Regions from separate parts of the Homo sapiens genome. Here region 1 is linked to region 2. Evidence: read pairs that join two places in POLR2A ChIA-PET (ENCODE). Cell type or tissue: PC-3. All regions are shown on one strand.

Region 1 (2,500 bases), 110 kb after region 2:
ACCTACTTAACTAAGAATGAGAGTTATGGACCTTCTTTTATTCCATGGGCATTTTCTTCTAAGAGTGAGCATTAAGAAAGAAACTGAAATATGACCCAGAATTAAGCTCTAAAGTCCAGTAGTCCTGAGTTTATGTACTGTAAACACTTGTAATCTATGCTCATAAGTGAACTTTTAATAGTCCTGTTCTCATGTTCACTTCATAGAGCAGAGTCTGAACTTGTTATATGCAGGTCACAGAAAGGGAACTAACTGTATCTCAAATAGACCCTGACCATGAAAAAGATACTAGTTCTGCCCCCTTCTTCGTTTAGGAGAAAAATACTCAAAGTTTCATTATGTAATCTTTTCTTTGTATGTTTATTAAACATTAATTCAGCTTATTTATTGTTGTTTTAAAGAGCACCAGAAATGGAAACATGTAAGATGACATTTGGTTTATTGAAGCCCTACAAAACTAGCGGATGGTTTAGGGAAGCAGCATTAAAGATGCTATTGATCCTTAATTCAAGACCATACTTAATGCTGCATCTGGAAGAAGAGCTATTGCAAGAAAAAGGCTGTTGAGTTCGAGACTATGTTATTCATAAATATTTAAGAAAATATGAGGCAAGTGTTCATGAGCATAGTATACGGAACCAAATTCCGTGGCGAGGAGGGTTCTGCGAACATTTCTAAATCTGTAGTATTTATTCATATCACATTTCAATAAACCTATGAAGAATACAATTTTATGAAATCAGCCAAAACTTTATAGCTACATTGTTTTATCTTAGTCATTCTATGTACAAATGGAAGGTGTAATATGTGATAGTCACTGGGATAGTCATTTTGTATTTAAACTTCCTTATACCAAATACAGAATCTCCAAGTTTTTGTCTTTAAATATTTTCCCAACACTTACACTATATTTGATAGTGATTAAAAAGCTGAGTATAATTAATTGGTACCATGTATAACTGTGATAGCTGCATCTGGTTACTTTTCCTGTTACTCACATTACTCTGTTTTGCTATAACCACTCTATTTGTGAAAGTTTTTATGCTGCCTGCTCAATACATGCTAAATGTTGCTTTTAGTGAGAAAAATGAGATTTCAAAGCAATATCAAATACAGGTGACAGTGTTTCCTAATTAGTTTTATGGACGTAGAAACAAATCACTTAAAAAATTCACAAGCTCTGGAAATGCAAATTTTCTAAAATAAGGACTCACTCTAAATAAAATTTTATATATTATAAACCACATAGTTAGCATATTATTGCCAGATCTAAAAACCTATATGTAGTTCCTAAATTAGGCTTTAGAGACCCTGCAAGATTTTGAAATGGTCAGGAAGTGGGAAATAACCCACCACTGACACAGACATTGATGACAGACTTGTGCTGGCTTCCTAAGATCCAAGAAACTGAATAGCTAATGCGAAAGCACCTTTCTTACCTGAGCACTAATGTTATGGTACCTTTGTAGGCTCCTGACCTGTAACATTTCAGCCTCTTTTGTAACTTAACAGAAAAAGAAACAATCTAATTTAAGTCATTTTCAAATATACAAATTAAATGGCTAATATTTTTATTTTAAAAATCAAACATTTTCTTTCAGAGCTTCAAAGAAAACTTGGATAATGGATCTCTCTAGATCCATCCAGGTGGTTTTAGATTCTGTAATACCTTTACTTCAACATCGCTGGCTTTCAATCTAAAACTAAAAAATTTATCTTTGGGTGAGAAATTAAATATTGTCCAAATCAAATATATTCTTAATAGCCCAGGAGAATAAACTCAGAAAAGAATCAAAGATAATCTTAGAGGGAACCCGGTTGCTTACTGTGTGCGTATGTATAAGATCAAATATCAAATGCCAGATTTTAATGTCAACATGCGATGCTGGGAAGAACATTTAATATAGAGTCATGAGAAACGGGCCTGGAGTTCAAGCTCCAGGAGTATGGGTTGTGTGAACTTGGCCAAGTCATGGAACCTCTTTGATCCTCAGTTTCAATACAGAGAATAAGAGTAATGAAAATACTACTTCAATCCTGTACAACATAGTGAGATTCTATCCGTACAAAAATGAAAAACAGCCAGGTTTGGTGGCATGTGCCTCTAGTCTAGCTACTTGGGAGGCTGAGACAGAAGGATTGCTTGAGCCCGGAAGTTAAAGGCTACAAGTGAGCTATGATTGTACCACTGCACTCCAGCCTGGGCAACAGATCAATACCCCATCTCTAAAAAAGAAAAAGAAAATAATACTGCTTTCTAGAGTTAGAGTATTATGAGAAATAAATGAGATTGTTCATGAAACTGACTTGTGCTGTGTAAAACCTGGGTTTTATTTCTAACTCTACAATTTCCCGGCTTTGGATAAATTACTTAACAAAATAAAGCCTTGTTTTTCACAACTTTAAAATGAGGATAATAAGAATACAGTGTTTGCAAACTGATTGTTAACAAAGTATGAGCTCAAATCTTAGTTACTATTACTTGCTATTTTTACTAAAT
Region 2 (2,500 bases):
ATTTCTATTTTAACGTTGAATGTAATGAGATAAAGGTAGATTTTATTAATAGGAAAGTTGCTTTTGCTTTCTTATTTCTATATTCCACTCGAAGTAATGAAAGTTGAGATAATGACAGGAGAAGATGTTAAACCAGGGCAAAATAGAAGTTTCTAAAACTGTGCTTTTTCCCTGCTGGCATAAACAGAGCCAACACTCAAGAAAATGCCTTGGATTCATTTTTAGTATTCTCTCTACAGAAAACACTAAACCATGGAGCAGGCACAATAACGGTGAAAGGGTAGAAGTAAAATTACAAGCTATTAATATCTACAGAACTCTTATCATGTGGCAGACCTTGTGTTACATGCTGTTTAGTTTTGTAGATGGCAGAGGCTTAAAGGAGAAAACTAGGAATTTGGAAAGAGAGAAAGAGAGACCCTAAAGTACACATACACACACATACATTCACATATGTAAACGTAAATTTTAGCATTTAACTTATCTCAAAGAATGAGATGTGAGAGTATTAATACATTTAAGAAAATAACTTAGATAACATTGCCAATTAAAGAACACGTTAAGTTTGCTTCCATAAAATATCTCTTTAAAAAGAAAAACTATACGTGTGCTTCCTTTCCATAGGAAATGTTATTTTCTCTTGAGAAGCCCAGTCCCACTGCTTTCTTATATTGACTATGAATGAGAGTGGACTTGTTTTACACTTTTATTATTCCTTTAGAAAAATTAAGTTGTTATCATCACCCAGTAAGTGTTTGTAGCAAGTTCACATTAGCCTGTACTGAGAAACTAGCCAAGAGTCAACCCCAACAGTGATGGATGTATGTTATTATGAAGTAAATGGGAGCAAAAGGAAATAGGGCAGAAGAAAGCTTATACACATGATTTTTTTTTTTTTTTTTTACTCTGCCTCTGGCAGCTACCCTCAATTTAAATGCTCTGACATGGAGATAAGGGATAAAAATAGCACATCTGCTATTAAATTGTAAGGAAATTCACTTAGTTTTAAATCAAATGTCTTAGAAAAAGAAGAATATTTAATCACTTATTCATTCACCAACAAATATGTATTGATCCACAGTTATACAACAAGCTCAGCCAAGTCGAAAATCTAGGAACTGCTCCTGAGCTAGGGTTACTCACAACAGTTCTAAAGCCATAAAAAGTACCCTAAGAAATTAGAAAATTTCCCTAGAAAGCTGAACTCTTCACTCTTAAATCCAGTGAATGTTTAAGAAAATGACTGTGGCTCTAGAAGAAAAACTCCATTTGTTAGTTTTTTAATGGAATTTCCACCATTTTCCATTTGTCATTAGGTGAAGGAAAGGCAACTTAACTCATTACCGAGTCCGCTGTTTGGAACACTTAAGTATTCTTAAATAGGACAAAGGACACATGACAGAGAGAGAACATTTCTGTTCCAAAGGATTGCTAAGCATACTTTTGGTGATACTCCAGATTTCAGAAGAGAAAGGAATGTACAGTTCTAAAATTTATTAACAATAAAAGTTTAACAACAAAGGTCGTTGTAATTTATGAGTCATTGTTTAGGTATCAGTCACTGTGGAAAAAGTGCTTTGCTTAATAGTTCTGACTCTTGTAGAAACAGGTAACGGTATCTCCTTGGCTCTGCACAATATGGCATAGCACATTTTTACTAGGAGTCTAGATTTATCTATACCTTTATTGAGACTTTATAACAGCATGATGAAGATATATAAAACCAGAATTATCTTACACATGTGGCTAAAGAAATGCAGGCTGAAGAAGATGTCACCTACATATTTGGCAAAAGAATCACTCAAATATAAATCATCATCAAATCAACCAACTAGAGCAGTGATTCTTGACCAAGGGTAATTTTGCTCCCAGGCGGGCATTTGGCAATATCTGGAGAGACTTTTAATTATCACAACTGGCTTAGTACTTCTGATACCTTGTTGGTAAAGGTTACTGATGCTGCTGAACATTTTACTATACACAGTACATTCCCCAACAACTGGCCCTGCTATGGTTTGGAAACTTTCAAAAGAAAAGAAAGACGTGTTCCTGCCACCAAGGAGTTAATTGCCCTCACCTGTGCTATATATTATAGTGCACTCATGTGAGAAAAAAAGCTAAAACTGCCAGTAACATTCAATTAAAGGAGTTTCTGGGCTGCTAGTTAGTAAGATGATAATAATTATTAAAACCTCCAACGTAGCATGATTATATCACAAACTGAGATTATTAAAGATTTGACTCAAGCTTGACACTTCTCTTAGTCTAATCTGGCTGCTGTAACAAAATACCTTACACTGGGTAACTTATAAGTGGTAGAAATTTCTTTTTCACAGCTCTGGAGGCTGGAAAGTCCAAGATCAAAGCAACAGCAAATTCTGTGTCTAGTGAAGGCTCACACTCTGCTTCATAGATGGTGCCTTGTTGCTGTGTTTCCACATGGCAAAAGAGGCCAACATTGTGTCCTCACATAGCAGAAGGAGCAGGAGGGGCAAGTAAG

What was found. Peaks named below come from ENCODE experiments on the same cell type or tissue, not always from the same donor. Only the 100,000 strongest peaks of a DNase experiment are listed, where the experiment ranks them.
Region 1: POLR2A ChIA-PET joins it to region 2 with 5 read pairs; 2 of 35 experiments call an interaction of 5 or more read pairs at or near these places.

The regions. Positions count from the first base shown.
Region 1 is chr5:102,823,621-102,826,120 of GRCh38, forward strand. The region is part of intron 1 of PAM (peptidylglycine alpha-amidating monooxygenase); the gene reads left to right. Among named protein-coding and RNA genes, the nearest start is that of PAM, 70 kb to the left of the region's middle. In PC-3, no CTCF peak of the experiment used is centred here; no DNase peak of the experiment used is centred here.
Region 2 is chr5:102,717,515-102,720,014 of GRCh38, forward strand. The region is part of intron 2 of LOC105379104 (a long non-coding RNA gene); the gene reads left to right. Among named protein-coding and RNA genes, the nearest start is that of PAM, 37 kb to the right of the region's middle. In PC-3, no CTCF peak of the experiment used is centred here; a DNase peak (open chromatin) is centred at 1,407; H3K4me3 peaks cover 457 bases; H3K27ac peaks cover 450 bases.